2 separate regions of the Homo sapiens genome follow, and region 2 is linked to region 1. Evidence: read pairs that join two places in POLR2A ChIA-PET (ENCODE). Cell type or tissue: PC-9. All regions are shown on one strand. Links, peaks and the distances in the headings refer to the core of each region. The heading gives the core; the rest is flanking DNA.

Region 1 (15,740 bases), core at 2,800-10,799:
CAGTCATTGGCTGGGACTGCAGGAGTGGGGAAAAGCATGGCCTCAGCTCAAATACTGCAGCGGGTCCCAAAGGTGCTGCAACTGGAGGCTGTCAGCTGACCACTCTCCTTGCAGCTGATCATTCAGTTCTTTCTTGAAGGGAAATGCAAACAGTGCACCTATCTGTGGTTGCCATGAGCCACCCCTTGTGCCCATTCATGAGAGCTCTGCCTTCATGATCTAACCACCTCCCAAAGACCATACCCCCTAACACCATCACCCTGGGGGTTGGGGTTTCAACATAGGAATTTAGGAGAACACAAACATTCAGCCTATAGCACCTGGATCCCCTGGTCAGATGCTATATTGTATGAGATTCCATGCCTGTGGATCAAGCACTCTATAAACCCCTGGATAGTGGTAATGGCTGCAGCTCTGAGGACAGAGACAGCAAATCCATACTCGAATCAGTGTCTGTTTATCTGAGAATGACACTCTGCCTCTCCAGGACAGAAGGGGCCCAATTAGTCAACGTATTGCTAGTGAGTCTCCTCCAGGAATGGAGCTGCGTCAGGGCTGAACGTTGCTCTCTGTTGCTGCGAGGTTGGATATTCAAAGGCAGCAATGGCAAGGTCAGATTTGGTCAGTGAAGTCCATGCTTTTGGGTCCACACGTAGCCTCTGTCTCTGCCACTGCGGCCACCCCCTTCACCTGCCCATTGTCCCCATTCCAATGACAAAGCTTGTATTTGTACATTGAGCTGACCCACCAGTACACGAAGCATAGGAGTTTCTTCCTCCGTCAGTTGGTCATGATGTTCCCCAGGGCCACGGGTGTGAGCTGAGGTAGGGACACTAGTGCCCTTATCAGGCCCAAATGTCCCCAGTAAAGTTATGCTGGGATTACCCCGAATTATCGAGCTGGCAGCCAGGAGAGAAAGTGGGCACAGCTTCTCAGAGGGACACCAGTTGCCTGGAGGGAAGAGGCCTCTGCAGTGTATTTTTGCACAGGGAGGGGTGGGCCACCTATGCAGATTCTGGGGGTACTGGGGAGTCTGCAGATACACCATCTTTCAGGGCATCCACCCAGATTTTCCCATCCTATGTTTCAGGGCCCCAGATGTTCCCATCCGGGGCACAACAGACCTGAATGCTCAGAAAGACATTCAGCCATTTTGGGGAACTTTGACCCTGACTCTCAGATCCTGAGTTTGTTCCTTAGTTGTGCTAGCTCTTTCACCCTGTAAACTGCTGAAGAGACCGTCTGTTTCTCACACTTAGCCATAACTGTTTGTTGACTGCCCTCTGTTTGCAATGCTTCCTCTGTAGCAGGGATCCCCAACTCCCGGGCCACGGACCCGTGGGCTGCACAGAAGGAGGTGAAGGCAGGCGAGTTATTACCGCCAGCTCTGCCTCCTGTCAGGTCAGCGGCATTAGATACTCATAGTAGTGCAAACCCTATTGTGAACCGTGCATGTGAGGGATCTAGGTTGCACAGTCCTTATGAGAATCTAACTCCTGATGATCTGTCACTGTCTCCCATCACCCCAGATGGGACAGCTAGTTGTAGGAAAACAAGCTCAGGGCTCCCACTGATTCTACATTATGGAGAGTTGTATAATTATTTCATTATATATTACAATGTAATAATAATAGAAATCAAGTGCCCAATAAATGTAATGCACTTGAATCATCCTGAAACCTTCCCCTACCCCACCCCAGTCTGTGGAGAAACGGTCTTTCACAAAACTGGTCACTGGTGCCAAAAAGGTGGGGGACTGCTGTTCTGTAGGATGTCAATGCAGCTTTTGAGCAATCAGCTCACTCCATCTTTCCTGTGTGAGGTGCCTCCCCTCCCCCAGGCCCCCATGCTTTCCAGGGCTTGAATCCTATCACTAGCCAGTGTATTCTCCACTGGGATGTCACTCTCAAGTCACTACTGATAGTATTTTTAGCAACTGGGATAGCCCTTGTGACTGGGACTATCCCTGCCCACATACCACTTGGGATGCGGTTCTCCTTGCCAGCTGGGAGCACGCGGTCCAGTCCCCAAACAGAGCTTGTTGTTTCTGACTGCCTTCAGGACCAACTGTGCTGATGGGTTCTTAGGGAGGCAGACATCAAGGCAAAGTTAGAAGGGCAAGAGATTCGTTGTGGGTAGTATCTGGTAAAGGACGAGGGAAAAGGAGTGGGAGTAGTCGGAGAAAGTCTCTAGGCCATGGTGCAGGTCTGACACCTGTAAACGCAGAGGAGAAAGGAAGGAGGGTTGAGCAGGAAGAGCCTCAGGTCGAGGTGTAGCTCTGAGAAAATCCTAGAGGAGTGCCATGCTGGGCTGTGCTCAGACACTGGCTGGGAGCTTTCTGGGAAGAAAATGGATGTGGTGTGTAGGGACTAGAAGGAGGCAGGAGATGGTTTTGGTAATGATCTGTTTCTTAATCTGGGTTTTATGTGTGTGTTCATTTTATAAATTTTTATCAAGCTCATTTTTGACATGTGAACTTTACATATGCTATATTTCAATTTTCTAAAAGTCATGAGTCTCTGCCTTTGGCTTCCAAATAGCCTTAATAAAGAAACTTAATTAGGATTTTGAAACCCAAACCCTAGGTGGGGATAGTCTCATACTGAAAAAACAAATTTGTGGCCAGGCGTGGTGGCTCACTCCTGTAATCCCAGCACTCTGGGAGGCTGAGGAGGGTGGATCACCTGAGGTCAGGAGTTCAAGACCCACCTGGCCAACATGGTGAAACCCTGTTTCTACTAAAAATACAAAAATTAGCTGGCCATGGTGGCATATGCCTGTATTCCCAGCTACTGGAGAGGCTGAGGCAGGAGAATCGGTTGAACCCAGGAGGTGGAGGTTGCAGTGAGCCAAGATCACACCACTGCACTCCAGCCTGGGCGACACAACAAGACTCCGTCTCAAAACAACAACAACAAAACAAACTGGTGATATACCCAAAGGATCTTAGAAATATATAAGCCAATTTCTGTGAATTTATTATCTGGAATAAACCACACAATGTATAACGTCTTAAGTACAAAGATGTTCATTATTACATTGCTTATAGTCGTGAACACTTGGAAATATCATAAGTTTCCATCAGTACAGAAACTACTGAATAAATCATGGGATGCAATACAGTGGGATACCATGAAACAGTTGAAAATAATGATGAGAATCTATATTTCATGGCATGGGAGTATGTTCATGATATAACATGAATAAATGAAAAGAAAGCACAAATATATGCTTAATATGATCCATTTTACTAAAAATGTTTCAAAAGCATGTTTTTATAGTTAGAAGAAAGACTGAGTATTCTACATAAAACATGAATAGTGCTTATCTTTGGACAGTATCTTAAAAATGATTATTATTTTCTGTATCCTTTTAATGTTTAATGTTTCTGTTTTTTATGATGAAAATTTAATTCAGTTGCTCCCTGACTTATGATGGGGTCATATCCTGATGAACCCATCATATGTTGAAAATAAGTCAAAAATGCAGTTAAGACACCTAACCTAGGCTGGGCGCAGTGGGTGACACCTGTAATCCCAGCACTTGGGGAGGCCGAGGGAGGTGGATCATGAGGTCAGGAGTTTGGGAGCAGCCTGGCCAACATAGTGAAACCCTGTCTCTATTCTGTACTATTAAAAGTACAGAAATTAGCCAGGTGTGGTGGTGGGCGCCTGTAGTCCCAACTACTTGGGAGGCTGAGGCATGAGAATCACTTGAACACGGGAGGTGGAGGTTGCAGTGAGTTGAGATCAGGCCACTGTACTCCAGACTGGGCGACAGAGTGAAACTCTGTCTCAAAAAAAAGAAAAGAAAAGAAAAAAAAGACACCTAACCTCCTAAACATTATAAACCAGGTTATGCGATATTTTAGGGTAGGGAATTAAAGCTTACTCATCCATGTCCACCCATTGTCTTTCACATTACCTAGGATATGAGATAGAAGTTCCATTTGTATTAGTTGGCCAAAAAGGAATTAATTCATGAATAATAAATGAATGAAAAAATGAATGCTAGGTGAGTCATTGATATGACTATTGATATTTTAACCAGCTTACCCTTTTGTATTTAAGTAATATAGTGCCTTTCACTTAAAATCCAAAGGGTAAGCTGGTTAAAATATCAATAGTCAAGACTTTGTAAAATATTTTTTTTCCTCGACTTATCATCACTCTGAAAACCCCACTGAAGGATTTTCTTTCCACCCTTGCAACTCTGGGCTCCGCACAGCTGAAGGGCCTGGTAAGGGAGTGCACTCTTGCCAGGGGACACAGTGAACTACAAATATGGCTGTCACCTTTGGAGTCCTTGGAGTGTCCTATGGATACTTTGGAGTCCTTGTGTCCAGGAGCCAGGAGACAAACAGAGGAGTCACCATCTTGGCAGAGGTCATTGTCCCTGATCAGCAGGTGGAGGCAGGGCTCCTGTTACACAGTGGGGATGAGTACAAGGTATTTGGAACCAGGGAGTAGTATGGGCTGGCTACAGAATTGGCAACGTCATTTGCAATCATGTTTCAGCTGCCATTTACAAGGTGATGATCCATGAATCCTTACCTCTTTCATGAGTTTCAGGCAAATATTTTAAACAGCAAACTTGATGGTGCGACCAAAATGGTGAAACCATGGTGAAACTCCGTCTCTACTAAAATACAAAAATTAGCCAGGTGTGATGGTGCGCACCTATAATCCCAGCTACTCAGGAGGCTGAGGCAGGAGAACTGTTTGAACCCGGGGGGCAGAGGTTGCAGTGAGCCGAGATGGCGCCATTGCACTCCAGCCTGAGTGACAGAGCGAGACTCCATCTCAAAAAAAAAAAAAGAGATTGAGCTGGAAGGATAAAATATAGATAGAAAATCTATTCTGGGTCCTTTGAACAATTATTGAGCTACTATGTTGAATTTATTAATGAAAGCGATTCCTTGTCATTTAATATTTTTATCTCCATGGGCTGCCAAGTGCTTGGTACATAGTGGGCATTCAATAAACTTTGGATTCATTAGTAAATAAGTCAGCAAATAGTATTGTATTGTATTGTATTGTATTGTATTGTATTGTATTGTATTGTATTGTATTGTATTCAGCCAAGCAAACCTTTTTTTTGTGGGGCGGGGGGATGTAATGCTAAATTAATTGCAGAGCAATTAATTTGAGGAAGAGATGAAAACTTCATTCTTTGTGAAGGGGTCACTGTGCTGGTCAGATACCTGAGCAAACAGGCCAGGCCTCCAGGCAATTAGATCAAGTACATTTCTCATTGCCCAGAATGTGGACCTGCTATTGGAGAGGACACCTGTCTTCCTGAGGTCAGTGGCTCCAGCATTGGATTGAGCTGTAACCAGATCTGGGTACAGATGCTGCCAAAACAGGGATATCCCAAGGTGCTATTACTGGATGCTAATTTTGGATAAATACCTCCTTGATGCTTTAAGTCTTTCAAAATGAAGATTGCATGCTCTAGTAAATCATAAATATTATTGAAGTTTCCATTTTCAGCGAATAGTTAAACTCTATTTTTTGTAGTTGGGATATGCAATACACATGCTGGCATTTTTATACTTACATTGAGGTTCGGAATTCAGTATTTTACAAGGCCCTGGGAACTTGTTTGCAAAGTAAAGTGTTCTGAAAAGTTACCCTGGTGCAATATGATCGCTCCCTTCGGAGAACTTGCAAGTAAATTTAGTTAGTTAAAGCCTCTGCCAGCATGCTTCTAGCCCAGAGAATAAAAACGATATCTCCAGTTGCCAGTTGCTTTTATCTGTTGCTTCTCCTGAAGCCTAATTTGAAGAAATTTCGTTTTGCTGCAGGTTTACGTTTCTGACTTATCTTACCCCTGGACTTTTCTCCAACTGTTTAAGTCTCTTGAGCTTTCGAGGAACTCAGTGGTTCATGATATAGTGCCTTACACTCAAAATACAAAAGGGTAAGCTGGTTAAAACATCTATAATCAAGACATTGCAAAGCTTTTTTTTCTTCTTCTTAACAGGAACGGTATTAATCGACCTTATTAATTAAATGGGGAGGCTAAATCTTAATAATCTTCCATTATTAAACTAAAATGTGGCCAAATGCTTTCTACTATCATGCCAACATGAAATGACTTTTCTTTTTCTTTTTTTTTTTTTTTGGTTTGAGACGGAGTTTCGCTCTTGTTGCCCAGGCTGGAGTGCAATGGCGTGATCTTGGTTCACCACAACCTCCGCCTCCCGGGTTCAAGCGATTCTCCTGCCTCAGCCTCTTGAGTAGCTGGGATTACAGGCATGCACCACCACGTCCAGCTAATTTTGTATTTTTAGTAGAGACAGGGCTTCTCCACGTTAGTCAAGCTGGTCTCGAACTCCCGACCGCAGATGGTCCGCCCACCTCGGCCTCCCAAAGTGCTGGGATTGCAGGCAGAAGCCACTGCACCTGGTCGAAGTGACTTTTCTTGCTTTCAGCTTAACTAGCTAGAAACTTCAACAAAGCTTAAGTCTTAAACTGAGATGGTTTCCTTTTGACCTGATAGGGCAGATAATGGAGAAATGAAAAGGAAGGAGGCCAATTTATTCATCCGAGTGACCAAGAGGATTGGAGCTTTAGGGAAAGATTTCCCCAGAGATGATAGGGTGCCATTTACAGCTCTCTAAAAAATTATAAGGGAATTTGATTTTTAATGCTTTTGCAATCTTAGTGTAGTGGCTTTTTATAGCCCTGAGCTGTGTGTCTAAATGAATATCCCAACGTCAAAGTGGGTTTCTATAGATCACCCCTTCCTGCTGTTTCCAAAATGGTTTCTTTCTTAGTTTGCAGACTTAGGATTTCATTTGAGAACAATGTGAAATGCCTCTGACTAGTTGTGAGCAAAGCTGGTCACCTGATGCCTTCAAAGTTAGTCAAGGGCAAGTGCAGCCTGGTTGGAGTTTGGCATCTTGGAATATCGATGAGGGGCAGGGTAGTCTGATGGTTAGAGCCTTAGCTCTGGAATCTGGTGAGGTGGGTTTTGGGTCTGGGGCACACTACTCACTAACTGTGAGACTTGGGCAAGTTGGTTAGACTCTCATCTGTGGGAAGGGAACAACAGCAGCACCTATTGAGTGTAACAGTGCCCAGCAGATAGTAAATGATTGTTAAATCTTATTAGCTAAAAAGAAAACAAGCATTGGCAGCAGTGGAACATTTTCTGAAGTAGGCCTGGTGGCTAAAACAACGTATAAAATACTTGTTTCACTCTTCCCTGGCTGGCTGGGGAGAAAGGATATATCCACACGTATGTTTATGTAAACATATATAATAAGTGATGTGGCACATGTGTGAGAGGACGAGGAGTCAAGGAAGTCCTGTCAAGGAGACAGACAGGAGCTTGGCCTTAGAGGAGAAGCAGGAGCCAGATGAGCTGACCACAGGCAGAGGGCATGCTCAGGGCTGTCATAGAAAGTCTTCTTTAATTAATTTATTTATTTTGAGATGGAGTCTCGCTCTTTTGCTCAGCCTGGAGTGCAGTGGTGCGATCTCAGCTCACCGCAACCTCTGCCTCCCAGGTTCAAGTGATTCTCATGCCTCAGCCTCCCAAATAGCTGGGATTACAGGCACATGTCACCAAGCCCTGCTAATTTTTTGTGTTTTTTAGTAGAGACTGGGTTTACCATGTTGGCCAGGCTGGTCTCAAACTCCTGACCTCAAGTGATCCGTCCGCCTTGGCCTCCCAAATTGCTGGGATTACAGGTGTGAGCCACTCTGCCTGGCTTATTATTATTTTTTTGAGATACCATCTCACTCGGTCACCCAGGCTGGAGTGCAGTGGTGTGATCATGGCTCACTGCAGCCTCAACTTCCTGGGTTCAAGCAATTCTCTCGTATCAGTCTCCTGAGTAGCTAGGACTGCAAACATGGGCCACCACAATGGCAATTTAAAAATTTTTTTTTTTTTTGTAGAGACAGGGTCTCACTATATTGCCCAGGCTGGTCTTGAACTCCTGGTCTCAAACGATCCTCCCACTCACCCTCCCAAAGTGCTGGGATTATAGGCATTAGCCACCACACCTGGCGACTGATGTTTTACCTTAACTGAATATTTTCAGTTTGGTCATTTGAAAATAAAAATTTGTTGCTAGTTTAAAAATACTTATTTTCTTTAACTGAACTAAATACTTTGTCAAGTGCAGAATGGAAATAATCTGCCACAACAAAATAAAAAACTATTTATGCACCTATATGTGCCTAGTTTTCTTTGGGGATAATATAATTAGATATGATTCTTGGCTTTAAGATCAGTAAAAACTCAGCCATCCAAGTTTATATATAGTTTAATAAATCATACTTAAGGAAAGGTGTGTGGTTCAATGTAGTCCAGGGGAAATATGATCGTAATTTCAAGTAAGGTGGTGGCAATGAAGAGAGGGAGAAGTGTATAGATTCAAGATCTTCATAGACAGTCTATTTTATACATAACATATTGTGAGAACAAGCTATTTGGTAACATTTTCCAAATAACTCTTCTCTACAGGCAATAAAGGTATTTGATGCTCTACTGTAACCAGAAACTATATCAAAAGACAGTAAAAAAGTAAAAATAAAAACCTCAAAACACTGACATACTATGAGTAGAACTACTAGAATGTCTCCTTTGGAATCCTCCTTATTCATATATTCAAAAAATTAAAATGTTTCCTGCTGTGTGCCATGTGCGATGTGTTAGGAACTGTATGTACTAAACCGTTTTGTTTCCTGCTGTCATGGAGAATGACAGATAATAAAAAAGTAAGCAAGTAGATCACTGTATAATTACACATTGATCCATTTACTCATTCACGAAATAATTATTGAGCACTTATTATGTGCGTTTTGGAATACAATAAAGAGCAAAAATACACTGGCCCCTCTCTTCATAGTGTTTACTGTCTGAGGGAAGAGATGCCTTACTCAAGGAGCCACACTAGAGAAGGTGAAGTTGCACCTAGGCTAAGAGCTATGAAGGAGTATATAACAAGGAAATGCGATCTCACAAGGAGGTCAAGGGAGGCTTCCCTGAAGACATTGAGAATCAATGGAGAACTGAAGGATGAGGAAGAGTTAGCTAGGCAAAGGGAGGGAGAAGAGACCATTCTAAACAGAGGGAACAGCATGTGGCAAAGGCCATGGTATGTCCTAGAGGCTGCAAGATGGTTAGTGTGGCTGCAAGAGGAAGATGAACCCATGGAGGAGACAGAGAGGGAGCAGCCGGAGGTGAACAAGCAAACCCAGAGAGGACTGGACATGGAGGCCATGGGAGGAGATGGTTTCAAAAAGGAGGTCATGGACAGCAGAGGCAAATGCTGCTGAGAGGTTAATACGAGAACCTAAAAATGTCTCCTGGATTTCACAACATGTAGATCATCAGTGAGCTCAGTGGAATGACAGGCCAGAAGCCAGAATGACATGGCTTGAGAGTGAGTGGAAGATGAGGAAATGTAGAGATCAAGAGCATTGATTAGGAATTGCACTTGGCCACATGTAATGGAATCTGCTGATGATAGCCTTACTATATTGGGTTATTTCTCTCACATAACAAGAATGACAGAGGTTGACAGTTCAGGCTGGTGCAGTGACTCCACAATGTCATCACTGTTCTAGAATCCTTCTGTCTTTCTGCACTGTCATCCTCAGTATGTGGCTTTTTTTTTTTTCCATTGTGAAAGCAAGAAGGCTGCTAATTCTCAAATCAGTGTTTCAGATAGGAAGAAGGAAGAAACATCAAGGGGGAAAGGTCTGGTGCTATATCAGGAAAGCAAACATTTGCTATAAATTCCCAGCTGACTTCAGCTCACACATCATTGGCCAGAACTGTGTCACATGGCCACTCCTAGCTGCAAGGGAGGCCAGGAAATGTAGTTCTTTAGCTGGACCCATTGCTGCTCCCCTCCCACAAATCAGTTTTTGTTAGAAAGAAGGGGAAGTGGATTTGGGGAAAGTAAATACAGCAGCTAAACAGCAAGTACAAATCACACATTCAAAAAGTGTGTCCATAAAGGGAAGGAGAGAGATGAGATGATAGTTGGAAGGGGATGTGGGACTGAATGACTTCTTTAAAAATGGGAATGAGGCCGGCGTGGTGCCTCATGCCTGTAATCCCAGCACTTTGGGAGGCTGAGGTGGGCAGATCACCTGAGGTCAGGAGTTTCAGACCAGCCTGGCCAACATGGTGAAACCCCATCTCTACTATAAATCCAAAATTAGCTGGCATGGTGGTGGCACCTGTAATCCCAGCTACTCAGGAGGCTGAGGTAGGAGAATCACTTGAACCCAGGAGATGGAGGTTGCAGTGAGCCGAGATTGTGCCATTGCACTCCAGCCTGGGCGACAAGAGCAAAACTCTGTCTCAAAAAAAATTAAATAAATAAATAAATAAAAATGGGAATGACTTAAATGTATTTAGAGCTCAATTAGGAGGATCTAATCAAGGTGGGTGGAGAGAGATTGAAAGTAAAAGAGCAGAAAAGGATAACTGATAAAGTAGTGCTCCTTAGAAGCAGGGAGGGAATGGACTCTAAATCAGGAAGAAAGGATTAACATTAAAGAGCAATCAGTATAAATTCTCTATTGTAACAACAGGAAGGAGGAAAGGTAGGCTTATATGTTTTATATTGAGAAGATGGGCTTCTATTTCCTCTACAATGTAGGAGGTGAGGTTAGCTCTTGCCAGTGAGAGGGTAAGAGGGGGTGGTCAGAGATTTGAGAAGTTAAAGTTGGAAATCACTGGCGTGGAGAGTGATGAGTCATTTGAACTGAGACATTTAGCAGCAGACATTTCTATGATGATAATGATATGAACTGTCATATTTCCCTAGTGGACCAGTGACTGTCATGAAAGGTCTTTAAAAGTACCTAATTGATGGAATCAAACACTTACTGAACATAATGAATTTTCCATGTTCTACCTAATAAAAGCCTAATTGTCCATGTTCCTGTTGAACAAAAGAGTTTTTTCTCTATACTGCTCAGGGAAGAACAGTTTAGTAATCTTTAACTGCTAGAGAAATGTATTCATGGAGACTAAAGTATTATGCAAAAATGAAAAGTCAGAAAATCCAGGAACAAGCTGTACCACATGTACAGAATCTTTGGATTTTTGAGAAACGGGGAAAAAATTGAAGAAGTGTGTATTTGTGTGTGAAGGGCACAAACGTAAGGACAAGTTGGAATAGAGCAAAATTATAATAATCATATATTCTGGAATACTTTTGTAAAGCCAAAATTATCTTTCAGTACTTTTTTAGTCCATCAGGAATGGATCTGGAATGTCTAAATTGGTGTGTGTGTATATAAATTACTGCATCTTCTTACATCCTAACAAATTCCAATTCAACCTGAACTTGAGATGAGAAGTCTGAAAGTACCTTATAATTAAAGCTCTAGGCATATTCAACTGTGTCTTGAGGAGATACATTATCTGAGTTTGTGGGGAGTTATGTCCCCTTGACAAAATCTACCGTGTTTCTTAAATTGAGAAATCCAATTATCTGATTGTTTTTAAATGAGTGTATTGAAGATTAAAAAGGGATAAAGAGAAAAACAGAATCAATATTTAGCTTTTACTGACAATATAAAAGATGATTGCATTAGTTTGTTCTCGCATTGCATAAAGAACTACCTGAGACTGGGTAATTTATAAAGAAAAGAGGTTTACTTGGCTCACAGTTCTTCAGGCTGTACAGGAAGCATGGCTGGGGAGGCTTCAGGAAACTTACAATCATGGTAGAAGGCGAAGGGGAAGCAGGCACATCTTACATGGCTGGAGCAGGAGAGAGAGCAGAGGGAGGTACTACACACTTATAAACAACCAGATCTCAGGCGTGGTGGCTCATGCCTGTAATCCCAGCACTTTGGGAGGCCCAGGCAGGTGGATTGCTTGAGGCCAGGAATTCAAGACCATCCTAGGCAAGATGGCAAAACCCATCTCTATTAAAAAAAAAAAATGAAGAACAACCAGATCTCATAAGAACTCACTCACTATCATGAGAACAGCAAGGAGGAAATCTGCCCCCATGATCCGATCACCTCCCAGGAGCCCCCTCCTTCAACACTGGGGATTACAATTTGACCTGAGATTTGGGCGGGTATATAAATCCAAACCATTATCAATAATGAACTTGTTTCATTTAATTATTTTTTCAGAAGTAATCTTAGGTCACTTTTTCTTGTGCTACATTAATTATTTTATAAGTACACATCTTATAGCCAAAGCAGTTATGAAAGGAGATACCAATATAGTTAAACTGTATTTGGGAGATTTTTTTAAAAGAATGTTTAAATTTTAATGTAACTGCTCCCCATTGCTGCTAAGGCAGATGCAGTAAGAAATCACTGGAAAAAGGCAGGGTTCAATCATTCCATAGCTCAAGTCCAAGCAACATGGAAAATCAGAAGGGAAAATGGGTGTGACAAACACTAGAATTTTTTAAAATGACTTTGTATTGTGCTATTTAAAATGCTTTATCTACAAAAGACCTACACCCTCCCTGTCTAATGGAGTAATTTCTACTTCATTTCTTTCATCTAAAATATTGATACCCAATTGGAACCCAGTCCATGAAACTGGACTTTTTCAAGCCCCCGACTTCAAAAAATTCTTTTGCCAAATTAATTAGTTGCATTTGATAGTGACACATAACATTCTCTTCTTCTGCTATTAGAAATGGAATTTTATCTAGATTTAATTTGTAATTTTAACCAATTCTGTCATTAGAAGTTTCCATTTGCAGCATTAAAAGCAAATTCTATTTCTGATTATATTTCAAAAGGTCAGAGCCTTCTCTTAATGTGTTTTTCTGTTTGCTGGTCTCTTTTTTTTCACATATTTGTTGTCAACTGATATGTCTGAATGTCTTTTCAGTTAAGTATTTATCCTAATAACTGATCATGACAATACATCTGGCCACAGGATTCATACTACTACAATGTTAGACCAGATTCGTCTAAGTATTGGGGTGTTGGGGTAGCTTTGCCCAACTAAGTAAATATCTAGCCTCTTGTTAGGTGTTGTTACAATCACAAAAGTAGGCCTTTATGGAAGTTCCATTCCTAGTTGGACAGATGAAAGATAAATCCCTGAAACAACTGGCAAATAATTTGAGGAAAATCAATCCATACATGTGAAACTATAGTGGGCATCAACCTATTGCTTTTGCCTGTCTAACCTTGATTCCTGCCTCTTCCACTGACAGCGCACTGATAGTCCTTTAGGAATCCATCCCTTCCCACTCTTGGTCCATTTGGCTTGGGTGGGGCTATCCCACTCCTTAGATCCAGAATGAGCGTGCAATTCATGCCTGGCTCATCTTTGCATTTCATCCACTTGGCAATAGTGATTGGCTTCAAGATGAGAACATGACTCAAGAGAGTCCAATCAGAACTCATCCCGAGACTTGCTGGAATTATTTAAAAAGCAAAACTCTCTGTCTTCTCGGGTTATTAAGCTAGAAAGGTATAATTCTGGGGCCACTGGTAGACATCTTGCCTCTACCTATAGAAAACCTGCTTGAGAGTGAAGCCAAGGATTTTATATCTAGCAAAATGGACTCAAATATAAAGGACACAGACAAACTGCTATCAGGAAATATGTTGTCCTGTGCCTTTCCTCAGGAATATATTAAAGAATGGGTTTCAGGCCATCAAAATGACTAGAAAGACATCAACATAACGACTGGGGGGTGGGGGTGAACATTAAATATACAATTACTTATAGAACTAAGACAAATGAGCATGGAAAGAGAGAGTATAGCGTGTAATGGCTACATGCTCTGTTTAGTGAAGTTAAAGAACAGATGATTTTAAGTGGGGGAAATGGAGATAGCATAGGCAAAAAGATGTAGCTTTTTTCAGGAAACACATCAGTGATGGTACTGTTAGTGTTGCTAACAGCATTGAAACTATGAGTTATTCTATCATTCCTTGTGTTCTTGAGAATCAGGATTCTTGGTGTAAAAGAAAGAAGATACAAATGTAATATAGAAGAGGGTAAGTAAAAATGCTGAGTCCTGAATTTGAATTGGAAGTGTGTGTCTGCACGAATTTTTGAGATGCTTTATCTTTAAAAACTAGATATACATTTCCAAGGCCTGTGTACTGAAAAGGCCTAAAAGCATTGATCGCCCTAGAAGCAATAAGCATCCCTAGCACCTAGATCGTTGTCTTGAAATACCATCTCTCATACTGGTTGGGAAATGGCCTCTAACCTGATCCCCTAAGGGCCCTGCTACTGCCCAGCCCTTCTCTAGAGATCCTCAAGAAACCCACACATTAAAACATTAATACGTAGTACTGTAGGGGGGCATTCAGGACCTTTCTCCAGCCCTGTGGCTGGTGTCCATTCTGACTAGTTGGTTTCCATACCCACAGCCATGTTCCTTCCAACTGAATATCCTCCCACCCTCATCATCATGAACATAAATATCATTTATTGAACAAAATGTACAGAATATCCTCTATATGCTAGATACTTACACTTGTCATGCAGCATGCTAGGATAGGTTGGGGATGGGTAGGACATAGAGCCTGGGAGAAGGCTGCAGTGGGAGAGCCATCATTGGAAAAGGCGGACTCTCTCTTAGCTGGAAAGACTAGAAGTCTTCACACCCAGTCCTAGGGAGAGTGGCCAAACTCCACACAGGCAATGGCACACAAAGGATGCGGGTGGTAGCATCTGACTTTGGGAACTCTGGGCAATTGTCATGGTAACAGGGGTCTCCCTGGAGTCTGACAAATTGGAAGTAAGGGCACCTGGAAGAGGAGTCCAGCAGTGGAGATGCCAGGTGAGAGGACAGCACAAGCTTCGGCAGGCCAGCTTCCTACTGGGTCAAGTCCTCAAAATGCCAGCTCCCGGAGGCAAAGGGAATCTTAGATGTTAGATCTTCAAAAGTCAAGGACCCTGACATGCTGCCCAAGGAAACTGTGTCTGGATAATGCTGCCCATGTCAAGAGTTAGGTTATCTTGCTTATGTCTAGCTTGGGATGCCTAGTGCAAGATAAAAATTCAATTTCTATATTTTACTTACCACCGTGAATATTTCTATGTTCTACTTATTGCTATGAATATTTCTATTGTCTACTTACCACTTTGGAGACAGTATTATTATGCTTACTGGGGCAGGCAGTAATAATAACACTACCATTTATTGCACCATACCACATGCCACATATTGTTCCAGATACTTTTTTTTTTTTTTTTTGAGATGGAGTCTTGCTCTGTCACCCAGGCTGGAGTGCAGTGGCACAATCTTGGCTCACTGCAAGCCCCGCCTCCCGGGTTCACGCCATTCTCCTGCCTCAGCCTCCCGAGTAGCTGGAACTATAGGCGCCCGCCACCATGCCCGGCTAATTTTTTGTATTTTTAGTAGAGGCGGGGTTTCACCATGTTAGGCAGGATGGTGTCAGTCTCCTGACCGTGATCCGCCCGCCTCGGCCTCCCAAAGTGCTGCGATTACAGGCGTGAGCCACCGCGCCCGGCCTGTTCTAGATACTTAATGAAATGTATTTCATCCTAGATACTTAACGAACTATATCTTATTTTATCCTTACAACAGCTCTTTCAACTAGGTATTCTTCTTTGCATTTACAGAAGAGGAAACTGAGCCTGGCTCAGTAATATTTGCCCAAAGTCACATAGTTGATAAATAACAAAGTCAGGATTCCTGCCATTATGTCACATTGTTCCAGTAAGGTGTTGAACTCTTAATGACTGTCACTTAAATAATGGCTGAGCTGGTCTGCTGCTTTTAGTTAGCAAAA
Region 2 (15,740 bases), core at 4,132-12,131, 52 kb before region 1:
ATGGGCACATATTATTACATCAGATAATAAAGTATTTGACATTATCTACTGAGGTCATGTCAAAAGGACTCCAGAGCTAACCTGAAGATGCTCCCATTGGCCAAAGATGGAACAAGCTGTATAATAAGTGCAATAGATAGAGACATATCAAGTATGTTTATCTTACAATGATATCAAGCAAATTCAAACTCAGAGTTAACCTTCTGGAGGATGGTGGGGAACTAGCTTATTCTTTTGAAAACTGGCAAAAAAGAGAAAAAATCAAGCATTTATTTTGCCTTTCCTACATTAACTTTACCTCCATGTAACTGAATAGTTAATGAGGGAAATTGACTTTTTAAAGGATGCATTCCAGGTAATAAATGAAGAAAAATGATAGAATTAAATCAGCACAGTTTTGCAACCTAGATTGCATTAACAGATCTAGCCAATGATTATCAATAACTGATGACATCATTATCTGGTACTTTAACTGAATAGAAGTATACGATACAATGTATAAAATGTCTTGTAAGAAAAGAAAAAGTGAAACCTGAATCTGATCAAGACTCTAGGTCTAACTCCCATTTACAGAAAATAAAGGAGACAGAGGAACATGTTGTTTTATACCACAGGGATGCAATGAGCAAAGTCTAGACTCTGAGAAATTACAAGACAGAAGACTTGGTTTCTTCTACAAAAAGCTGTGAGGAGTAAAAGGAGATATAGAAGAGGATGTAAAGATTTAAAGACTTAAAAAGATGTATCAACCATGTGTGTTGTATGGACCTAGTTTTTTAATTTATACATTTCAAAAATTTGTATTTCTTAGGGATGGGGGGTCTCTCTCACTGTCACCCAGGCTGGAGTACAGAGGCACTATCATAGATCAATGTAGCTAGCCTCAAACTCCAGGGCTCAAGTGATCCTCCCAACTAGCTGGGACTACACATCCGGGCCACCATTCCCTGCTAATTTTTTTTTTTTTTTTGAGACGAGATTTCACTACATTCCCCAGTGTGGTCTTGAACTCCTGGGCTCCAGTGATCCTTTTGCCTCAGCCTCCCCAGCATCTGGGATTACATGTGCAAGCCACTGTGCCCAGCATGTATGGACCTTATTTGGATGCCTGGATTTTTGAAGACACTAAGGAGTTATTGGATTTTTAATTTGTTATTATGGTATTATGCTTAACATTATTTTAAAAGAGCATCCCTATCTTTTAGAGATACATAGGGAAATATTTACAAATGAAATTATGTGATATCTGGAATTTGAGTCTAGTTAATCCTGGGTGGAGAATGTGGGTAGGGGAGACAAAGACACCAAGATAGCCTATGAATTGAAAATTGTTAAGGCTGCTTGATGAGTTCTTGGAGATTGACCCTATCAATCTGCTTCTTTTACATAAGTACAACAAGTCAAAATTTAAAAAATTAATAGAAGCAGGACGGTGGCCACGGACATCAGAATCCACTAAGGACTGTGTAACAACTCACCTGCTGACAAAATTAATAGAAAAGAGAAAGACAGCATTGCTCCTGGCCTTCAATATATCAGACTCAGAGCTAATGCCAAAATTCCAAGAAGCATTTTTAAAAGCAACACAAATCTGGTGTTGAATGTCTACATCTTGACAGTTTGAGGCTTGAAGGAGCAGTTGTTCCTCATGGACGGTGGGGAGCCACAGGCAGAGCTGACTTTAGAAGCTCAGGGCGTTTTGTCCTGGTTGCATCCAGACGATCCAGACAGCAGGGACAGGAAGTAATGACAACAAAGACTTATTCCATTTGAGTATTGTCCTGTAGTACTTGGATTTCCAAGAAGAAACTTGGATTCAGGGCAATCCTTTTTGCCCAAGCCTTTTTAATTTTTGGCTCTCGTTCCAGCGCTCTCACAATAATGAGCAGCACAATTCATGAGAGTAAACTGGATTTTTATTGAATGAAAGTAAAGAACACAACTATTCAATGTAGACCAGAGCTCTCCAGTAGAACTTTCAATGATGATGGAAAAGTTTTATCTGCACTGTAATATGGTAGCCACATATGGCTACTGAGGACTTAAAATATGACTAGTGTGATTAAGAAACTGAATTTTAAATTTTATTTAATTTTAACTATTTTAAGTCAAAGTCTCCTGTGGCTAGTGGCTACGGTACTGGAGAGCACAGTTTGACTGTATGTAATATATATAGTAATTGCTTCCTTAATACTTTCTGTTGTTAACTCCACCACAAAGAATGCCTTATTCCTGTTAGCTGAACAGGTCAGTCAACATTAATTTTAGTAGACATTCTTCTCCTATTCCTATTCCAACTCCTATATTTAAAAAACCACCCAACCCCCCAAAAACAAAAAACAAAAAAACTAAAGATTTTTGTTTTCCCTTTTCCATAAATCCTCCAGGAGACAAATAGGTGTATGCAATAGTGCTGAAAAGGACTATTTATCTATTTAACAATCTGCAAATCTGGCAGCCCCCAGAATGAGGAGAGGTTCTGAGCAACTCCTGAAAGGGTCTAATCCACACTTTCCATCTTACATAACATATTAATGTAACAAATATTTAATGAGAAGCTACACTCCCAGCCACTGTGTCTATTGACTGTAATGGATGCTGTAGTACGCTGCCCAGATATCCTCCATCAGGAGGAAGGCACTCATTCTCCCCGCAGCTGGGTGTATTGATCCTAACACCTCCAACTATGGGGATCATATCTCAACATGAGGTTTGAAGGGGACAAACATCCAAACCATAGCAGGGATATAAAAGCCAGACCCACTTGCTGAAATTTGTGACAACCCTGATAGGCCATTCCAGGCCCAGAGCTCCCCATGGGATGGCCGAGGCCTTTGTTGCAACTATATTTTCAACTTGTCCCTTTGCCCATCCAAGCCCCTAGAGTTATTCCCAAATCCACATCTCCATTACAGACAGACCTGATTCCAACCCTCAAGGAAATTATACTGTTCTGGCAGGGGTGCAGAAATTGAAATCCAGAGAAGTTTAAGGACTAGCCCAATGTCAGGCCGCTTATTCATGGCAGTCAGGACCAGAATCCATTTTCCTGGCATTCGGTGTAGCGCTCTTCCTACTGTACCATGTGGCCTTATTAATAAAGCACATTGCACCAGGAAATCTCAATCTGCCCTTGGAACCTGTATTAAGGGAATAAGATATCTTTCTAAAATGTTAAGTTGGGCAATAGACAAATTGACTCCACTGGGAGCAGCACTTCTCTCTTTCTCTCCTTTTAGGGAAATGCTTCCCTCCTCCTCTAAACACAGGATCCTCAGGGAAGTTTCTCTTTTCTTATATTTTTAAAATAAAAAAAATCTAAATACCTTTTTTTTTTTTTAATAGGGTCTCTGCTACTCAGGCTGGAGTGCAGTGGCACGATCACAGCTCACTGCAGCCACATTCTCCTAAGCTCTGGAAGATCCTCCCACTTCAGCCTCCTGAGTAGCTGAGACTACAGGCACGCACAACTATGCTTGGCTAATTTTTGTAAATTAGCCAAGACAGGGTTTTGCCATGTTGCCCAGGCTGGTCTTGAACTTGTGAGCTCAAGAGATCTGCCCGCCTCAGCCTCTCAAAGTGGGATTACAGACGTGAGCCTCTGCAGCCAGCCAACTTTCTTCTTAAATAGCCCAGATCCATTGACCACAAGGGTTGGTTGCGAGGTGGGTGCCAATCCTAGTAACCTGACCATTGATGGTCCAGAGATGGGCACATGACCCAAACCAGGTCAATCAGTACCTTTCCCAGAGTTATTCTTAAACTACAGCCAAAACTTAAGTAGGCACTGTCATCCTGGTGGGAAGATAGGAGAATGTGAGGTTAGTGGATAAATTGTCACCTTGGGAATAAGTTGGGTTGAAAGAGACTTCCCTGGAGAGGGAAGTGAAGAGAGAGAGGGATGGGAAGTCCTGATAGCAATGTGTCCCTCTTTCAGACATCCCTAAGGCCAGTGCCTCTCTCACCCTACCTAAGAACTTAATTATCTGAGCAAATGAATTTTCTCCTTTTTGCTTAAGCCAGTTCAATCTTTCAATCTGGATTTCTGTCCTGTTGTCCTACCACCTTAGCAAATTGATCCCAATTTTCCTTTTTGCCTTGTCATCTGTGTTCTGCATACTCCTTTTTATATAGCTTGCATTCATTAACATAGAATTTTGTATTCTGCTTTTTCATGTGCATTTACTTCATTCATATTTTCCCACAGATGACACGATGGCCATAAATTAGTAATCCTGACAAGTTAATATACCACAATCTACTTAACTGCCTCCCAACTATGGAATATTTAGGCTTTTTGCTTTTTATCCTTATTATACTTAACACTACAATGACCAAATCGGTGTACATAGTTTCATTCTTCTGTTGAATTAATTCTTAAATATCCAAGAGTAGGATTGCTGAGTTCAAGCGTATAAACACTTTCATGGTTTTTGACAGAAAAGTGAATAATTTTTACATTTGAACATTTGGAAAAAGTTTGTTTAGATGTCAAGTGTAGAGAAACTCTCAGTGTTTGTTTGTTTGTTTTAACAGGTCTTGCTCTGTCACCTAGGCTGGAGTGCAGTGATGTGATGATAGCTTGCTGCAGTCTTGAACTGCTGGGCTCAGGGGATCCTCCTGGTGCAGCCTCCCAAGTAGCTGGGACAACAGATGCGTGCCATCACACCAGGCTTGTTTTTGTTTTTGTTTTTGTTTTAAATTATTTGTAAGACAGAGTCTTGCTATGTTGGCCAGGTTGGCCTTGAACTCTTGGTCTTAAGGAATCCTCCCACCTTAGCCTCCCAAAGTGCTGGGATTATAGGCATGAGCCATCGTGCCTGGCCAGAACTCTGCGTTTAAAGTTGAGAGCCTTGGGTCATGCCCTCCTGCCCTGCTTTCAGCCCTGGAGTAATTGCTGCTGTTGCTCATCCAGAACATGCATCCAGGTGAGAAGAAGCATCTGAGGGCCATGGTAACTGCTGTACTGAATTTTTGCTTTGCTCAGGAGTGGAGATCCAGAGTTTGGTGTCGGGCTTTCACAAAGGAAAGGGAGGTAGGGAGGGGCCAGATGCACCAGAAGGGGGTTTCAAAATACCAAGTTCTCCCTATCCACAGCCAGACTCAGAATCTCATGAAGGTGAGTAACCCCTCCACAAGGGATTGTGGTAACAAGTCTCTAATAACTCTTATTATAGCTTCCCATCACACCTTGGATTTTTCCTTCATAGCACTTATTATTGCAAATTATTTTTTTATTTTTTTTTTTTTTGAGACGGAGTCTCGCTCTGTCACCCAGGCTGGAGTGCAGTGGCACGATCTTGGCTCACTGTAAGCTCTGCCTCCCCGGTTCATGCCATTCTCCTGCCTCAGCCTCCCAAGTAGCTGGGACTACAGGCGTCCGCCACCGTGCCCAGCTAATTTTTTTTTGGTATTTTTAGTACAGACTGAGTTTCATCGTGTTAGTCATAATGGTCCCAATCTCCTGACCTCGTGATCCACCCGCCTCGGCCTCCCAAAGTGCTGGGATTACAGGCATGAGCCACCGCGCCCGGCCAATAATGAATTCTTAAGAGGGTGTTAATTTAAGGATTACTTCAGCAGAAGGCAAAAGCTATCCACATTATATTGTCTGTAAGCTCCCTGAGAGCAGGGATTCGTGTCCTTTTTGTTCACCCCTGCATCCAAAGTACCTAAAAAGGGCTCGATACATAGTAGGCACTGAACAAATATTTGTTGGAATGAAGAAATAAGTGAATTAACATAATAAAAGGAATGAGATTAACTATTAGTAGCTGGGACCACAGGCACACACCACCATGCCTGGCTAGTTTTTGTATTTTTAGTAGAGATGGGGTTTTACCATGTTGCCCAGGTTGGTCTCAAACTCCTGAGTTCAAGCGATCTGCCCACCTCAGCCTCTCAAAGTGCTGGGATTACAGGTGTGAGCCACCACGCCCGGCCTTAAAATTCTTAAGGAAGTTTATTTGTGAGCATTTCCCCAATGCTGATATATATTGATGTTAAATCAGCCTTTTGCATATTTTATAATAAAAGACTAACATATCCAAATAAAAAGATTAATTCACAGAGACTTTTTCTGACTGTGTAAGTGAGAAATTATTCTGGCGTTTAGTCAGCCAGATTAGAAAGAGCTCTAGATTAGGAGTCTAGATTAGCTGAGATACCTAGTTCTTATTCCAGCGCTGCTCTCAAACAACCTGCTAGATCGTTAGGAGCCTTTCTGAGCCTCTGGGACTTCTTTTTTTTTTTTGAGATGGAGTTTTGCTTTTGTCGCCCAGGCTGGAGTGCAGTGGCGCCATCTTGGCTCACTGCAACCTCCAACTACCAGGTTCAAGTGATTCTCCTGCCTCAGCCTCCTGAGTAGCTGTGATTACAGGCTCTCACCACCATGCCTGGATAATTTTTTTGTATTTTTAGTAGAGACAGGGTTTCACCATGTTGGCCAGGCTTGTCTCGAACTCCTGACCTCAGGTGATCCACCTGCCTCGGCCTCTCAAACTATTGGGATTACAGGTGTGAGCCACCACGCCCAGCCAACCTCTGGGACTCCTTATATTGGGCGAGAAGATTGAATTTAAAAGACTACTAATAATTGCTACTAGTGGGATAGCCAGTGGTGCTTTTGTGAAAGCACATTTAGTATCTAAGAATGGCATAAGTAGCTGTGAACATGAAGAACTGGTTAATACATTCATTGCTGTGGCTAGTACAGTCTTGAGATCATTACAGGGAAGTGGATGCTAAAATACAAAGTTCACATTTCATGAACTTGAATCATGATTGCTCTTTGGCTGAGCAATTCAAAAGGCTCTCTCAGAACAGGTTCAGTAAAGCCCACTTATATTTAATGCTGCTGGAGAAGAAAAGTGAAATGTCATGAAAGATATACTGAAATTAACCCAAGGCAGACCCTTTGCTATTTGCAGGTCTATAGTAGGACCATTTTACTTACTAGCTTTGTTCTGTGACCTTATAAGTGTCTCTTGAGCTTCCAGCACTCGATTTTTCCCTCAGATACATTTCCCCTGTACTGCTTATCTTGTAAAATTAACTACTGTGTAACAGATGTATGAGCCAAAGCTAATTTTATGAGAAACTTGAGTGAAAGGAAATCAATCTTTCAAGGTCCCTGAAGTCCTAAGATCATAAAGAAAAGGCTAAAGAAGTAGTTTCTGGCTTTTTGCTTTTGATTTCCTTCTTAGTTTCAGTTTTCTTTTTCTGAATCTCTCTCCCCAGATCTTCCCTGGCATATATAGATGCTCATAAACAAAACAATGACAAACACTGGGCTGTTAGAAAGGTCACAGCCCTGGCTGCCAAAAGACACAGTCAGGCTTGCTTGTTAGTGGAAATTTACAAATGATAATGCGCTGCCACTTTTGCTTTAAGAGCTACTCCCACTTGGGGACCTGAAACTGTAGTCTCCAACACAGCAAAAATTGACTAATTATTTGATTTACCGGGAGGAGCCCTACTGATCAAGTTCATTTACAGTTATTAGTTCATTCTACACACTGTCACAGTTTACTTTTGGCAACCACAGAAACTTAGTACTTTCAAGTGGCAAAAATTATATTATTGTTGAGTTACAAAATCATGGGCTATCCCCATTACCGTAAACCTAATCTTAACTCATGCTGAAGTTTAAAATTCTAAATTGTTTTCAGTTTTCCTCCTGGTTATGAGATTTTGTGTGTGTATGTGTTATGTAAAACACAAATCTAATGACTGTTTTGAAAAGATCTAGGCAAAGGGTCATGACAACAATTCAGCTATTTAGCACAACTCTCTGTAAACAAATCACCAGAGAAAGGCTTAAAGTGAAGTAATAATTCCGGCTCATTGTCAGTGAATAAACACCAGACAGCTATAGACATGTTTAATGCATTCCTGCACTCTCTTCAAATACAAATTAATACAAAATAGCATTTTGTGACTTGAAGTAATTGCCCACATGGCTGAGCTGTGTATCTCCAGGAGCTGAATAATTTAAGCGTGGATTTATGTATGGAACATGCAATGCTCTGAATAAATATTTTGAAATGAACATTTATTTCACAGAAGAGGCAAGGAAAGTGGAGAATAAATGCTGGCAAGGGAGACACTAGACACAAGTGACAATAGTGCAAGCCAAACTGTGCTCTGCTAGAGGTGTAAACAAACTACCGCCTCAGCACCAAGGAGGGACAATTTAATTCAGATGGGAGCACAAGCATCCCAGAGAAAGGGAAGTCATGCCTGGGCTTCCCGGGAAGATGAGTATTATTTTGATTAATACAGGAGGAGGGAAGACATTCCAGTGAGAGGAATGGTGGAGGGAGTGAAATAGAACGAAAAGCATCACCTAGGATAATTCTGGGTGAGGGAAGGGTGGATGGGAATGGTAGAGGTGAAATTGTGGGGCTAGGGGCTCATTTTGAAGAGCCTTGAATGTTGTCCTAAAAAGCATGAATCCATTAAAGAAAAAAAATTTTCTTGATGACATTTTTGTATCATTTTTTAAATTGAAAAATAAATAAGGCTGGGTGCAGTGGCTCATGCCTGCAATCCCAGCACTTTGGGAGGCCGAGGCGGGCAGATCATTTGAGGCCAGGAGTTCAAGACCAGCCTGGGCAACATAGCGAAACCCCATCTCTACCAAAAATGCAAAAAAATTAGCCAGACATGGTGGCACACACCTGTAATCCCAGCTACTCGGGAGGCTGAGGCAGGAGACTAACTTGAGCCTGGGAGGCAGAGGTTGCAGTGAGACGAGATCTTGCCACTGCACTCCAGAATGGGCGACAGAGTGAGACTCCGTCTCAAAATAATAATAATAATAATGATGATAAGAATAATCATAAACATAAACATTTAAATACTATGAAAAGTAGTGAAAAATACTCGGAGAAGTAAAAAGTTAGTTTTTTTTTCTTTTTCTGTCTTTATTTTTTATTTTTGCCTTACAGATTTCTAGGAATATAAAAAAGTTTTTTATATAATAATTCCAGGCCCGGCGCAGTGGCTCATGCCTGTAATCCTAGCACTTTGGGAGGCTGAGGTCAGGAGTTCAAGACCAGCCTGGCCAACATGGGGAAACTCTGTCTCTACTAAAAATACAAAAATTAGCCAGGCATGGTGGCAGGCGCCTGTAAACCCAGCTACTCGGGAGGCTGAGGCAGGAGAATTGCTTGAACTTACAAAAAATACAAAAATTAGCCGGGCATGGTGGCACACACCTATAATCCCAGCTACTTGGGAGGCTGAGGCACAAGAATTGCTTGAGCCTGGGAGGCGGGGGTTACAGTGAGCTGAGATTGCGCCACTGCACCCCTGCCTGGATGACAGAGTGAGACTGTCTCAAAAAAAAATGTGTATATATATATATATATATATACACACATTATATATATATATATAAATATATATGTATATACATGTATATATATATATACGTGTACACATATATATATATATATATACACGTGTGTGTGTGTATATATATATATATATATATATAATGAATTCCACAATTCCAGAGATAACCATTGTTAGGGCAAATGAGTATTACTAAAATTTATTTTATTTTATTTTATTTTTTGAGTCAAAGCCTGGTTCTGTCATTGAGGCTGGAGTGCAGTGCCCCTATATTGGCTCACTGCAACCTCTACCTCCTGGGCTCAAGCCATTCTCCCATCTCATCCTCCCAAGTAGCTGGGCCTACAGGCACATACCACCACACCCAGCTAATTTTTGTATTTTTTGTAGAGATGGGGTTTTGCCATGTTGGCCAGGCTGGTCTCTAACTCCTGGCTTCAAGTGATCTGCCTGCCTCAGCCTCCCAAAGTGCTGGGATTACAGGCGTGAGCCACTGTGCCTGGCCTTGGAATTTTAATAATTATTGCTACATTTCCCTCTAAAAAGTTTGTATCTATTAATACCCTCACCAATAGTGGATGAGGTTGCTTGTTTTCCCACATATTTGCCAACATTGGATATTTTCATTCTTTTAAATCTTTGCTGGCCAGGTGCAGTGGCTCATGCCTGTACTCCCAGCACTTTGGGAGGCCGAGGCGGGTGGATCACCTGAGGTCAGGTGTTCAAGACCAGCCTGACCAACATAGTGAAACCCCATCTATACTAAAAATACAAAAATTAGCTGGGCATGGTGGCTCACGCCCATAGTCCCAACTACTCAGGAGGCTAAGGCAGGAGAATCGCTTGAATCTGGGAGATGGAGGTTGCAATGAGCTGAGATCACATCATTGCACTCCAGTCTGGGCGACAGAGCAAGGCTGTCTCAAAAAAGAAAAATCTTTGCCAATCTCATGGGAGAAAAATAACATTGAGCATCTTTTCATTTTGTGATGACCATTTGATTTCTTTGCCCCTAGTTTGAAATGTTCCCTTTATCATAACTCACCAGTGCATCCCCAGCAGCTAGCACATAGGAAGCTCTCAATAAATCAAGGAATGATCTATTGCTGCGCTTTTGAAGAAAAAAATGGCATGATCACGTCTGTGTTTTAGACCACTGTGCTGATGACAGTATAGAGAAAGGGCTGAGAACAGAAAACCATTGAATTCATGGTTTAATGTTGAAAGAAAAACTTTAGGCAAAGTCAATTTAATAGAGTATAATTGAGCAAAAAATGATTCACAAATTGGGCAGCACATCCCACCCCCAACTATGATAGGTTTAGAGAGACTTCTGGGGTGCCACGTGTTCTGACGGGATTTATGGACAGAAAGAGGAATGTGACACAGAAAATGGAAGTGAGGTACAGAAACAGCTGGATTGGTTATAGCCCTGATGGTTGTCTTACTTGAGCGCTGTTTGAACAGCTGGCCACCTGTGATTGGCTGAAGTATGGTTCTGTGATTGGTTGAGACTCAGCTCTTTGTTACAAGTGTAGTTTACAGTCTATTTACACATCTAGTTAGGTTTAAGTTCACTGTATGGTGTAAGCTTTTGGCCAAACTTAAAATACTTAAGAAGCTTTAGTTAAATTTAATCTATCATACCATAGTCAGAAAATCATTAAATTTTTTCAGGAAAGAAATGGCAAGTGCCTTACTTAGGGTAGTGCCATGGGGATAAAAAATGGGAATGGCTATGGAGCATGAGAGGTGTGGAATTGAGAAAGCTTGGTGCCCATTTAAGCAGGCAAGAGGATGAAAGTCAAAGATGTGTTAAAGAAGACTGGGGTTTCTAGCATCAAGGAACAAAATTACAAATTTAAAGATCTCAGTTGGCTTTGTTTGAGATTCTAGAATCAGGCAATATTTTATTCCATAAAATATAGTAGGTGTTTGGATTGAAACTGGCCTAATTGTCCCATAAAACTGATGTTTATGATTTCTTTTGAATAAACATAGAAACTGACACTCACAGTCTTAAAACTTGAGAAAGTTACATTTGTCTTATCTGAGTTCCTTTCTCAGGAAACCAACCATCAGGCCTCCCATATAGTACCAAGGAGCTGAAAGTTACCAGATCATTGCATCTGGACAAAGAGACTCAAGACTTTTTACCCATCATGATTGCCTAAATGACAACCTGCTTCCTGTTGACCAACTTATTTTCCTTACCTCTGCCTAATTCCTGTGTTTTGCATATAGTTACATTTCTTCCCTGCTACAGAAACCTCTGATTTTAGTTGGTCAGGGAGATGGATTGAAGACTGATCTCCCATCTCCTCAGATGCAGGACTTGATTCAAAGCCTTCTTCCCTGGCAATACTCAATGCCTCAATGATTGGCTGTCTGTGCACCAAGCAGCAGCACCTAGACCAAACCCTTGGCGTTTTAGTAGCATGCATGATAAGCTGAGCAGAAGAGATTGGCTTTATAGACAGAGAAAGGCTGAAGAAAGCGGAAGAGAGCAGAAGCAAAGAACACAGAATATTAGTTATTTCAAAGCAACTCTTCTTATAAGGTGGGAACAGGAGGCTAAAACAACAGAAAAACAGCTTATTAATGTCAGATTACATCAGGCTATTTCTTTTGTATAAGGATTAAAGCAGAGGGAACTTCATTATCATGTGGATTGAAGATTGAAACTGGCCTGTTCGAGGAAATTGGCTGTTATCTCTTTCTCCTGCCTTCTAGGAAGGTGAGATAAAAACTTAGTGTGGGTTTGATGACTTAGAACTTTAGCATGGGTGACTCCATTTTTTTTAGCCTTGTCTGTTGGGGCCTAGTACAGGAGCTTAGTCCAAAACAATGGCTTCCAATAATTTTTATTTCTACTAGCTTGGGTGGTTGAGTGTTTTTTTTTTTTTTTTTTTTTTGAGATGGAGTCTTGCTCTGTCACCCAGGCTGGAGTGCAGTGGCACGATCTTGGCTCACTGCAAGCTCCACCTCCCAGGTTCAGCCATTCTCCTGCCTCAGCCTCCCGAGTAGCTGGAACCTCAGGTGCCTGCCACCATGCCTGGCTAATTTTTTGTATTTTTAGTAGAGATGAGGTTTCACCGTGTTAGCCAGGATGGTCTTGATCTCCTGACCTCGTGATCCGCCTGCCTCGGCCTCCCAAAGTGTTGGGATTACAGGCGTGAGCCACTGCACCTGGCCAGTTGAGTGAATTTTGATATAGTTAATGGAAATATGGAACCCATAATGAGACCTACCTTCTCCTATCCTACTGCTTGTGATGTTGTTCTCATTTCCTCTTGCTTTAATTATGATAGTGTCCCATCAGTTTCCTTATTTTGCATCTCTGATGTATACTTTTCCACCGGAGTCCTCTGCCTGGAAGTGTGTTCAAGTTGCCCCTTTCCTCAACTACACTATTATTGTAGTCTTTTCTTTATTACCTCCATTGCCTCACTTTTTTTTTTTTTTTTTGAGATGGAGTCTCGCTCTGTGGCCCAGGCTGGAGTGCAGTGGCACAATCTTGGCTCACTGCAAGCTCCGCATCCTGGGTTCACGCCATTCTCCTGCCTCAGCCTCCCAAGTAGCTGGGACTACAGGCGCCCGCCACCATGCCTGGCTAATTTTTTGTATTTTTAGTAGAGATGGTGTTTCACTGTGTTAGCCAGGATGGTCTGGATCTGCTGACCTCGTGATCTGCCTGCCTCTGCCTCCCAAAATGCTGGGATTACAGGCGTGAGCCACTGTGCCTGGCCCCTACCTCACTTTTTTTAAACCACCACTCATCATACATTAATTCATCCACTTATTTATGAATATTTATGGAGAGCTTTCGATGTGCTAGTGTTAAATTAAGTTTAGCCTAAAGCTGTCTCTTTACATATTTTATTTTATTTATTTTTTGAAACAGGGTCTCACTCTGTCACCCAGGCTGGAGTACAGTAGCGGCAACATGGCTTACTGCAGTTTTGACCTCCCAGGCTCAGGTAATCCTCCCACCTCGGCCTCCCAGGTAGCTAGGACCACAGGTGCATGCCACTGCACCTGGCTAATTTTTTGTAGAGATGGGGTTTTGCCATGTTGCCCAGGCTGGTCTCACATTCCTGGGCTCAAGGGATCCACCCACCTCAGCCTCCCAAAATGCTGGGATTATAGGCATGAGCTGGCACACTCAGCCATATTTACATACATTAAAGGTTTCTCTGTACATAGTGAACTGTAATCTAACTGGATGTGTAAACAGACCATAACTGAAACTGTCTTTGCAAAGATTATGACAGAGAAATCTGACATGGCTGACTTGATCTTGCTTCTATCCTCAGGCTGGCTATGTCTGCTCATTCCTGGACATACGGCAAGCTAACCATGGGAATAATTTAGTATATTTATTTACTTATTTATGTTTGAGATAGGGTCTTACTCTGTTGCTTAGGCTGGAGTGTGACTTCCCCAGTTGCTTCTAGAGATAACATCACTATTGTGAACCTAAGATTGGTCTTTTGAGATGTATTTCAGACTTTTGCATTATGGCAACTGACTGACCCCACCCAGACTTGTGACTGTTGACCCAGCTGGTCCTGTGGCCCCCTACCCTGAGGTGGACTCGGCACACAAGGACTCTTTTCCACAACCCTGTGATTGCATTCCTAACCAGTCAGCAGCACCCATTCCCTAGTCCTTTGCCCACCAACCTATCCTTGAAAAACCCTAATCTCCAAGCCTTTGTGGAGACTGATTTGAGTAGTAACTCTATCTGCCATGTGGCTGGCCTGGCATTAATTAAACTCTTTCTCTACTGCAATACATGGCCTCAGTGAACTGGTTTTGCCTGTGTGATGGGCAGGGAGAATCCATCAAGTGATTACATAACCTACTCTGGTGCCAATCACCAAGTGTTGGCTAATCAAAGGTGGCCAGCTGTTCAAACTGGGTTCAAATAGGGCAAATGCCAAGCTGTAACCAATCTGTTTTTGCACCTCATCTGTACCTGACCTTTCTTTTTCTGTCCATAAAACTTCTTTGTCCAAGCAGTAGCACCAAACCCTCTCTGAACCTGTTCTGGTTTGGGGGCTTCCCAATTCATGAATTGTTCTTTGCTCAATTAAATTCTGTTAAATTTAAGTGTTGAAGGTTTTTCTTTTAACACTAGTTATGGTTCTAGGGTTTGGGGAGCACCAGCAAATAAAAGAGGCAACAATCTCTGCTTTCTTGGAATTCACATACTGTTCTACTTACTCCTTATTTCCTTTTATGTACTTCCACCATTTTCCTGGAATTTTTATTCTGAAGGTTGATGCTGACTTCAAGATCATTAAATCCAAGAGTCATTTCTTGGTCTCTTTGTGTTGACCCACTCTCTTTTCCTTTAGCTTCTTTAACTCTTGTCTCCACCTCTTCTGCTCTTCTTTCTATTCCCTGGATGCTTTATTTATGTTTCCTTCTCTGCCTTTCCTTCATTTGTTTCCCCCATCTTCCTACTCATGTTTCAAGGACCGAAGCCATGCTCACAGGGTTAACAAGAATTCTGGACAGAAATATAGTTATTATTAAGCACTAATCAGCCTGCACTTTGACTGACTTCCTTGTAAGTGAGTCTCTAGACACGGATGACACTAGATACTGTTTGCATTCCCACTGTTCCTATAGACAGGATTTCTGAAGTTAGATAAGATCTCTGATGTTAGAATCGTAAGATTTTATTTAAGAATTGCGTAAGTGAATCCTGAATTCCAGTAGACCAGCTGATGCCAATCAGTTTAAAGACCCCCCCACAGAAAAAACAAATCGGCATTAGAATATCATTTCCTCATCTTTCTCTCCCATGACTTTCCCTGCACTTGTCAGCCAATCAACAATCTCCACACTTCAGCCCACTCAAAAGCCCTTAAAATTCCTAGCCTCAGACTCCTCAGGAAGATAGATTTGAGGTTTTGTCCTGTTTCCTTGTTAGACAGCGCTACAAGTAAACACCTGTCTCTGCTGCAACACTGTGTCTCGGTGTGTTGACTTTCGGTGCACATTGAGCAATGGACCTATTAGGGCTACAGGACTAGCTCTCAGGACATTTGACTTGCACTGTAGCTACTCGGTTGTGTGTTTTATCTAGTCCATGGTTTCCTGAAGTATTTTCCATTGAACAGAAGTTCTTTAGATTGTTAATAGATGCTATATAACAAACGGGTTTGGTGATCACATTCTTTTGGGAAACTCTGAGCTTCTCTATGGCAGAACTTCTTAGAGTAATAAACATGCTCGTGAGAATTATGAACCACCTACAGAAGAAATGATATATGGTACCATGTTCCCTCATGTCTTTGATCATAGAACCTTATTTTTGAGTTGTATTTTGCAGGACTTCTGAAGAACACACTTCAGAAGACACTATG

Evidence for each region. Peaks named below come from ENCODE experiments on the same cell type or tissue, not always from the same donor. Only the 100,000 strongest peaks of a DNase experiment are listed, where the experiment ranks them.
Region 2: POLR2A ChIA-PET joins it to region 1 with 12 read pairs; 4 of 35 experiments call an interaction of 5 or more read pairs at or near these places.

The regions. Positions count from the first base shown.
Region 1 is chr2:61,717,193-61,732,932 of GRCh38, forward strand. No RefSeq gene overlaps it. Among named protein-coding and RNA genes, the nearest start is that of FAM161A, 130 kb to the right of the region's middle. In PC-9, for the core only: no CTCF peak of the experiment used is centred there; no DNase peak of the experiment used is centred there.
Region 2 is chr2:61,663,940-61,679,679 of GRCh38, forward strand. No RefSeq gene overlaps it. Among named protein-coding and RNA genes, the nearest start is that of XPO1, 130 kb to the left of the region's middle. RefSeq lists an enhancer at 7,055-7,294. In PC-9, for the core only: no CTCF peak of the experiment used is centred there; DNase peaks (open chromatin) are centred at 6,752, 7,352 and 7,792; H3K4me3 peaks cover 1,872 bases; H3K27ac peaks cover 3,028 bases.